Linked DNA regions of Homo sapiens: region 2 is linked to region 1. A link is a contact called in ENCODE Hi-C or POLR2A ChIA-PET data. All regions are on one chromosome and are shown on one strand. Each heading gives the region's core, a stretch centred on a gene start or an enhancer-like site at or near the end of the contact. The rest is flanking DNA. Distances are from core to core; before and after follow the strand shown. Region 1 overlaps DYNC1H1 (dynein cytoplasmic 1 heavy chain 1). Region 2 holds the start of WDR20 (WD repeat domain 20).

Region 1 (4,691 bases), core at 480-2,979:
CTCTGTCGCCCAAGCTGGAGTGCAGTGGGGTGATCTCGGCTCACTGCAACCTCCACCTCCCAGGTTCAAGCGATTCTCCTGCCTCAGCCTCCCAAGCAGCTGGGACTACAGGCGCCTGCCACCACGCCCGGCTAATTTTTTGTATTTTTACAAACACGGGGTTTCACCATGTTAGCCAGGATGGTCTCCATCTCCTGACCTCGTGATCTGCCCGCCTAGGCCTCCCAAAGTGCTAGGATTACAGGTGTGAGCCACCGCACCCAGCCTATTTCTATTATTATTATTACATACTCACCATAATGTAGAATCTGTGGGAGCCCTGAGCTTGTTTTCCTGCAACTAGGAGGTCCCATCTGAGGGTGATGTAATGGGAGATGGTGGACAGATCATCAGGCATTAGATTCTCATAAGGAGTGCACAATCTACATCCCTCGCGTGCGCAGTTCACAACAGGGTTTGCGCCCCTATGAGAATCTAATGCCGCCACTCATGTGACGGGGGCAGAGCTCAGGCAGTAATGCTCACTCGCCGCTGCTGGCCTCCTTCTGCACAGCCTGGTTCCCAACAGGCCGCGGACCAGTACCAGTCTGGGGGTTGGGGACCCCTGTTCTATATTATTTTAACGTTTATTAGTAACAATTAAGTTTAGAAGAACTAAAATTTTATCCTTGAAAACATTAAAATTTAAGTTTTACATTCATGGCTTAATTTAGGTGAACATATTACTAACTAAGGACATGGAATCACGAAAGTGCTTGGATCCTAATCTATTTATTGACTTTCTTTGGCATAAGATCAAAAAAAGTATTAGGAAAAAAACAAAAGTTTCAGAGGTGTTAAAAAAATCAAAGTATACATTTCAGCATAGTGAATGCGCATGTAATGTGTGCAATGTGATCTAAGTAACCGGAAGGTTTCTACTTACAATTTTCTCTAACATTTAAGATGTGGGTACCATACGTTTTTTGGGGGAAGTGAGAACATGACAACTGCTATTGTCTTAATTACTTGTTCTAACATGTCTTTTGTGAGCACAGAGTTGAACAGAAATGCCTAATAATGCCTCGTGTTCAAACATTGTAGACCTAGTACGTGCTAATGCAGCTCAGTCAAGTTACAAAGTTTTTAAAAGAATTTAAAAATAATTGTAATAATGACTGTGAGTGGTAGCTCACACCTGTAATCCTAGCACTTTGGGAGGCCAAGGCAGGAGGATTGCTTGAGACTAGGAGTTTGATACCAGCATGGGCAACGTGGCAAGTCCCCATTTCTACAAAAATTCAAAAATTAGTTGGACATGGTGGTACATCCCTGTAGTCCCAGCTACTTGGGTGGCTGAGGTGAGAGGATGGCTTGAGCCTGGGAACTCCAGGCAGCAGTGAGCTATGATTATGCCACCACATTCCAGCCTGGGAAACAAAGTGAGATCCCATCTCTTAAAAAAAATAAATTTTAAAAATTTTAAAAAGAAAAAAACAAAACAAAACAAAACAAAAAACAACATCACTGGCACTGTTCTCCACTCAGAAAACTAAATTCATTTTGGCCACTTGTCAGAATAGGGAGGAAGACAAAGAAGAGAAAGGGGCAAGTAAAAAGAGGAAGAGAAAGTGGTACTGACCAGTTCTTTTTCCACAACCCTCTGGGCAAATAGAACTGCTTCACTTAAACCACCTTCTTGCCTGGCCTGTCAAAAGCATACCTGACTTTGTGCCAATTGTACAGCCGACTCGTGGAGATGACTCATGGAGCCCAGCAGTGGGGAAACAAGAAGGAATCTGTGCTCATACCTAGAGACTGTTTCATGTTCTTAAATCCCCTGAAGGGAAAGGGGAAAGCTAAGTGTGTAGGAGAATAATTTTCATTACTTGGAACTGAGGGAAAGATAAGATGTGATGTAAGAAAGGAAATGGTTAAAAACGACAGTACATCTGTGAAAACTATAGTTTTCATTTAAATTATCAAGTAAGATCTCGTAAAAGCCAGATCAATAACTTACTGATCAGATTATTAGTTCTAGTTGTTACCTGTGTCAGTGTCAAAACTGACGGTGGCATGGAAGCGCTTGCCATGTTTCAAGATATCCAGAGTCAGGAGAACTTCCGGGCTCTCCCGTTTCTCCTGGATGCGGTATAACGCACGTTCCAAGTTTAGCCAAAAACTAATTTCCTGTAAGGCAGTTCCTGATGCAGGATCTCGATCCAGTTTGGTCACCTTTGAAAATAAAATAACACCCAAGGGTATTCACTATTTAAACAAGGTAGAATAGATATCGTTAACAAAACACATGCATTACAACTCAATTTTTATATTTCAAGTAGATTTCCTTCCCTGTAAATCAAAAGTGGCTTGATTTGAAATCAAAGGTATACGACTGCTGAGATTAATGCTCTATCAGGGTGACTACTCAAGCAATCTCACACTGTCCCCTGACCATTCCACCCAGACCAAGGCTAGTCCTGCACTGGACAGTCCCAGGACCAAGAGGCGGCACCACTAACAAGTTATCACATAATTTACCTCACTTACAAAATCCAGATCAGTTTTCCCAAAGATATTAAAGAGTAACATATTTTACATAACTTTCAATCCTGTGCTCTTACTTTTTGAATTTCTCGGATCCAGCGGTTAACTCCAGATTGTAACTGATTAAGAAATGTTGGGTCTTCAACCTTATCACCAAAGTCTGTAACTTTTGGCTTTTCTCCACGCTCATAACACTGTTTTGCAACATTTGTGATCATTGGATGAATCGGCAGGCTGATCTCCGGAATTTCAATATTTTGCTGCAAGTGAAGGAGTCCCATTTCGAGTTCTGCAATCTTCTTTTCAACTGAAGGAGCCATTTTATCACCATCCCTAAAAACAGATTTCATACCTCAACATTTAGTGTGCTATTGGTCTCCAAAGAGATCCCATCATTTCAGGTCTGTCAAATAGTAATGACACACATATTTATTAATACACAGGGTTTATATCCCCTCGGCTCACTAGCGTTACCCTCCCAATTCCCAAGTTTTACACCGAGTTCTATACTATCTTGTGAACATTAAGTGAAATATAACATTCAAACCACAGTTTTTACCTGTCTGCCTTGCCAGACTCTCTAATGTAGGACTTAAAAAAAGGAGCCACTGCATTGCTAATGAAAGAATGCAAAGTTTCGTAGGGCGAGTCTTCACTGAGTGTAAGGACCCGGAGCTGAGAAGACACGGGTTTATCTGCATCAATCACGGGAGTACGTTTAATGAATGCCAAGCTAAAAAGAAAAATAAAACAAGAAATTAGAAAAGTTACACTCCTAATTAGGCTTATTAATTTAAAAATCATACAAGAATATACTGAAGTGTTGCTTTTCTAATAGTGAAATGCACTGCTTGTCTTTCTTTAGTACATGAGAGCTACTGAATCAAGGTTATGGTTACAGAATGTGAACAAACATGAAACCAGGCAAAGTTAACTTGTCTCATACATGGGTTGAATTCGTAATATTGGCCTAAAACTAACCTGCCCTAGAAATATAAGTAGTACTTAAATCTGATCTTACACTAATGTGTAACATTTATTTACTGTACTAAGTAAACAAAAGTTGCTCACTGGTTAAGGTGATAAGAGGCCATTCCAGGCTCCCCTTAGTCTGGTCCTACTCAGCTTTTCCTGTTTCACCTCCTGCTATGTATCCTCTTTCCCACCCTGAGACACCACTTAGACCAGATGTCCCATTCCCTAAACACATCACGTGCTTTGTGCCTTTGCTTAAGAAATCTATATTGATCTGCTGAAATTCTAACCCTCATAACTCAATTCCAGTGTGACCTCTTCTGTGGGCTTCCCCTAATCAGAAGCAATCTCTCCAGTCTTCATGTTTCCATTGTATTTTGACAAGTATTACAATTAGTTATGTATCTGCCAATCTTTCTCCCAAAGACAAGCTTCTTGGGAACAGGAAGCAGGTTTTATTTCTTTGTGTACTACTCTATATACCTACTGCCACACCTTGCACACAACAGGCACTCAAAGTTGGTTAAATTAATGCCTTCAAGGTAATTAATAAAATTTGAATTTTCTAATTCCCTTGCCAGTACTTTATACACAATACTTCATACGCCAGGCATGGTGGTTCACGCCTGTAATCCCAGTACTTTGGGAGGCTAAGGTGAGTAGATCCCTTGAGGTCAGGAGTTCGAGACCAGCCTGGCCAACATGGCGAAACCACATCTCTACTAAAGATACAAAAATTAGGCCGGGCACAGTAGCTCACACCTGCAATCCCAGCACTTTGGGAGGCCGAGGCAGGCGGATAACTTCAAAAAGTTATTCAAAAACTTCAAAACCCCATCTCTACTAAAAATACAAGAATTAGCTGGGCATGGTGGCACATGCCTGTAATCACAGCTACTCGGGAGGTTGATGGAGAATCACTTGAGTCCAGGAGGCAGAGGTTGCAGTGAGCCGAGATCGCACCACTGCACTCCAGACTGGGCGACAGAGCGAGACTTCGTCTCAAGAAGAAAGAAAAAAAAATTAGCCAGGTGTGGTGGCAGGTGCCTGTAATCCCAACTATTCAGGAGGCTGAGGCAGGAGGATCGCTTGAGCCTGGGAGGCAGAGGCTGCAGTGAGCTAAGATTGCCCCACTGCACTCCAGCTTGGACGGCAGAGTGAGACTCCATCTCAAAATAAACAAACAACCC
Region 2 (4,709 bases), core at 1,032-3,531, 160 kb before region 1:
GCGTTAAAACACTCAAATTATGCAGGTAAGGGCAATTTACGTATTTCACATTTATCTTGTTTAAAATAATTTTTTGGTGTGGTTTTAAAAACCTTGCCTCCTTTTACCCTTCAGGGAATAGCGTCCCACTAAAAGAGAACACTATTGTAATGATACTTCCAGGCAAGAAACCTGTCTTTATGATGTAAAACAGGGCTACCAGATCCAGATAAGGTCTGCCATTAGGATGCTTCAGAAGTCATAACATTTCAAAGAAAAAAAAATTTTTAAGTAATTCCTACATTAATAATTGCTAGTTAGTGAATTTAGTTTTTAAGCACATCGTATTTTTATATAAATATAAATTTTTATAACTTAAAATTCTAAACTTAATTTCCTGAGACAAAATTGGTCCTTTCACTCTGATTATCAATGTCAAGACAGCAGCTTCTTATTTGACAGTCAGTATTTAACTATATTTTACATCTACTGAGTGTTTCAGGGCCTTAAAGTTCATTATGATTATTATATTATTAATTACAACGTGCACTGTAACATTCCCTTTTTAAAGAGGTGCAAATAGAAGTTAAATAACTTATCCAAGGTCACCCAAACAAGTCAGTGACAAAGTTGGGAGTAGGAGTAAAACTTCAGCCCCTAGACTGAAGACTACTTCGAGCTTTTGCAATTCCAAACGAGGAAAAAAAAAAGGTCAAGCGATTTACCCTTAATAACTTCCAACAGCATACCCTAAATACAGTGGTACACTTATTATCATAAAGACTAAGAAAAAAAGATTCACCCTGAATCAAAGAAACAACTTTGCTACATTTAGATACCACTGTCATTTCCCTAGCTCTTGTAACAAGCGAAAATCCTGTACTGGATCTGGCTATATTAAATCCTGAAGAATGTTCACTCTTCAATATGAACAATTTATTTTCATGCTAACATGCATTTACGACTTAATCTTTTATCACCTTGTCCTATTTGGAGGTGCTGTGGGATGCATTAATTTCCTCACTCTTCCATGACATCAAGTCAAAGACTACAATCTCAAAAATAAGCAATTCTCAGTGAAAACATAGTTACATAGCCAATGAAAGAAAAACTCTAATAAATGGCTGCTTTTAAAGAGATACTTTTAAAGGATGCTTACATGTTTCACAGAATTACCGGTAACTCGCCCGCCAAGAAGGATGGTCCCTTTAAAGCAGCTTTTAAAGCATATCACTCCCTGTTTGGGACACAGTCTGACTTGTTGGACAAGATTAATCTGGGCACTCTCACACAACCCCTCTGAACCAGCTTAGTTCACTGGAAACATCATTTCAACTGTAGTACTCAGCCCTTCGCATACTACAAGGGACAAGATGACTCTCCTTAACAATCTTTCAGAAGGTCCCCACGGCGGAGACAGTGACAGCCGTCCTCCCGCGGATGTTTTTGGAAATAGAAATGTTAACACCAGGAGAGGCTCCTAGGAAGTGTCAGTGCGGCAGCAGGTGGAGTAGCCCTGCGTGCCGAGCAGGTTCTTTCTGACCTAGTCTCAATGCTCCGCTTCCCGGCCCCGGTTCCGCCTTACAGAGATCTTGTTAAGCCGTCTTGCGTCCCTGTTCTCTAACCCAGGGCGAGACTTCCAACCCTCCAGGGAGGCGAGGCAATCGAAGCAGACAAGACGGCCACCTCACCTCTTCCGGGGACTCGCAGGCCCGCTCCCTGGCCATGTCAGAGCCTGATGGACCAGGCTGGAGGGGACGCAGCCGGCTCCCCCGGGAGCCTCCCAGCCAGAACCCCCGCGCCCCACGGTCCCTTTCCACTGCCCCCACCCCTTCGAAACGCCACCGCCACCACCCTCCTTACTCCTGAATCCCCTCTCCTCAGGAGTACCCCAGTGGAGTTACCGGCCCACTCAAAAGTAAGAGCGACGGCCACCCCTCTCGGTCACCCTGGCCCCACTGTCACCGCCCTGCTCCCGGCCTCTGCCTACGCCGCTGGCTGGCTCCGGTGACGCCCGGGTCGGTACCTTGCGGACCCCCTTGTAGATATAGAAGTACAGCTCCCGGCCCACATTGAAGCAGAGGCGGTCGCCGTTGCCAGACTGGTCGTTGAGGTTTACGAAGGAGACGCGGACAGGGTTGGATCCCTGCGAGTTGAAGGGCACCCGGTTGGGCCGGCTGTACTCCGAGTGCGGCAGCAGCTTGTACAGACCTTCCCGGGTGGTGAATTGGGTCTTAATCTCGTTCATCTCCTTCCCTCCTCCCTCCGTCGCCATCTTGGAAAGCAGCGTTCATCCTGCCCTAAGTGCCCGGATCACGCCCACCGCGCAGGCGCTGTTCCTGGTGCTCCCTCTTCCCCCACCCCCTGCCTCTTCCTTCTCGCCCCTCCCACCCGCGGGCCAGCCCTGCGAGGGCGGGCCAAAGGGAAGGGGTGGGCTTGTTTACGGCCCGACTGCGCAGGCGTGCTCACCTGGCGTGCTCCACCCGACTGGGCGTCCGCAGGCTCCTCCCCCGGGTGTGGCCTCCGGGCGGCATGGCTGCTTCCCAGGTGATGCCGGCTTCAGCTAGTGGGGTCTAGTTGACCGTTCCGCAGCCGCCAGGGCCAGCGGAAAGCCGGTCAGGGGGAACCGCGGCGGGGCTGGTGTCATGAGCCTGAGGTGAACTTGAGGGTGCCTCCTCAGCGGTCTCCCGCCCTGCCCTGAGGGGCGCCGGGACCCCAAAGAGCGGAGGAAGAGCGCCACCCCGACGGCCACCGCTTCGGAGCCAGCACGCGGGGTACCCTACGGGGAGCGCGGATGCCCCCGTGTTCGGGCGGGGACGGCTCCACCCCTCCTGGGCCCTCCCTTCGGGACAGGGACTGTCCCGCCCAGAGTGCTGAATACCCGCGCGACCGTCTGGATCCCCGCCCAGGAAGCCCCTCTGAAGCCTCCTCGCCGCCGTTTCTGAGAAGGTACCAAGGGACTCAAGATTTACGCTTCACTATGTTTTATTTCAGGCGGGGTAGGGGGAGAGAAGAATGTGGTACAGCATAGGTGTTCTCAAGCCAGATATCCTAATTCCTGCGTGTGATGAGCACTGGCGGCCTCCGCTTCTTAGCGGAGGTTTGTCCTCTCCAGCTGTTCAGAAACACGGGGCGGGGAAGCGCTTTGGGAACCGGGGACTGAATCTTTTTAGGATTCACTGATCTTGCTCAGTAGGTTACGAAGAGCTCTTAATAAAATTTAAGGTAATTGTTTTTTTTTCCAGAAGCCTCAGGTGGAGTCTGTGAGATTATTTACTAGTAGATCCATAGGGATAGTTGTATGCATGTAATGTACAGGGTCTAGATTTATAAGGACGGGCACACGTGTCAAAGTAAGATTCAACAATCACTATTTTATACCTGGGTTTCTTGGCATGTTACACCAGAATAAGAAAGCTTCTAAAGTGACAGAAACATTCTAATAGAATTCCAGGGAGGGGGGAAGCCAACATTTGTAACACCAAGAATGATCTATTCCTGGAAGTTCAGATTATATCTGGAGGGGCACAAAAGAAGTGAATGGAGAGAATTTCTAAAGTAGGAGGAGTGTAAATCATAAACATCTTCCGTATTAAAAAGCAAGTAGATACCAATAGAAACTGTGCCAATGATGTAGTAATACATTTGATAATAACATCTTTAGCCTTTGTAGTGTTGGAAAAAAAAAAGAAAAAAAAGCACTGAAGTACTTCTTAATTAATAGAGCCTGAAAAATACTTAAAATTTTTTCTTAGAATTGTTTTGATGTTATCCGACTTTCCCTAATCTTAAAACACCAGGGTATGTTCTGTCGTTACCATGGCTATATCCCAAACTCCATAACTGTGTTATTTTACATTGAAAACACGTATTTTACAATAATCAACTTGAAGGATAGTGGCATCTTGAATCATCTAAAAATAATTTATCTGTGTTTCCTAATTATCAAGAGGAAAAAAAGTATAATTTTTGGGGGGGGAAAAAAACCCAGCGAGCAAAAGTTAAAACAAAATTTTGTATTATTCTTCAATTAACCATAACATTGTATTTCCCATAATACCTATATAATTCAAGCATTCTATCAAGATTTTACCCTATATAAATTCAACATTTTATTATAATCACAGTAATAAACTGTTCACTTTGTCTCATGCATAGCCTTTGGTTTAGTTTTGTTTTTTTTTTCTTAGATGGAGTCTCGCTGTCGCCATGCTGGAGTGCAGTGGTGCAATCTTGGCTCACTGCAACCTCTGCCTCCCAGGTTCAAGCGATTCTCCTGCTTCAGCCTCCCGAGTAGCTGGGACTACAGATGTGCACCACCACGCCCAGCTAATTTTTGTATTTTTAGTAGAGATGGGGTTTCACCATGTTGGCCAGGATGGTCTTGATCTCTTGACCTGCTGATCCACCCACCTTGGCCTCCCAAAGTGCTGGTATTACAGGCATGAGCCACAGTGCCCAGTCCCATGCATAGCCTTTGAATAGTCTCTATTTTTATTCTTTTTATCTCATAACTTTTCCTCCATATTCAAAGATTCAATAAGCAACACCCAAATCTAAATAACTAGGCCTGAATGGCTGGGCGTGTTGGCTCACACCTGTAATCCCATCACTTTGGGAGGCCGAGGCGGGCAGATCACGAGGTCAGGAGTTTGAGACCGCCTGGCCAACATGGTGAAATCCCATCTCTACTAAAAGTACAAAAATTAGCCAGGCGTGGTGACACATGC

The links. A loop is a pair of places that touch in the nucleus more often than their neighbours do. ChIA-PET counts read pairs that join two places held with the same protein, here RNA polymerase II (POLR2A). Pooled maps may share reads with other maps.
Region 2: a pooled map shows a loop between it and region 1 (4-fold over the local background). The contact joins the promoter of WDR20 here to the enhancer-like site in region 1. A Hi-C loop is called at or near these places in 2 of 37 single-sample maps with no recorded cell type and 6 of 50 pooled maps. POLR2A ChIA-PET finds 5 or more read pairs at or near these places in 3 of 52 experiments (OCI-LY7, PC-9 and activated T-cell).

The regions. Positions count from the first base shown.
Region 1 is chr14:101,977,887-101,982,577 of GRCh38, reverse strand. DYNC1H1 (dynein cytoplasmic 1 heavy chain 1) reads right to left here. Exons shown (of 78, transcript NM_001376.5): 3 at 3,086-3,259; 4 at 2,604-2,859; 5 at 2,028-2,214. Among named protein-coding and RNA genes, the nearest start is that of DYNC1H1, 16 kb to the right of the region's middle. RefSeq lists an enhancer at 1,469-1,518. Within about 2 kb of position 1,729, at least 18 of the 41 ENCODE cell types and tissues checked have a DNase peak (open chromatin) inside an H3K27ac peak, as active enhancers do; they include PC-9, where a contact is called at or near this core.
Region 2 is chr14:102,137,469-102,142,177 of GRCh38, reverse strand. It overlaps WDR20 (WD repeat domain 20), which reads right to left and starts at 2,281. Exons shown (of 3, transcript NM_144574.4): 1 at 2,006-2,281. The coding sequence starts at 2,254. It also overlaps a transcript of HSP90AA1 not described here. RefSeq lists enhancers at 2,026-2,185, 2,196-2,245 and a silencer at 2,846-3,041.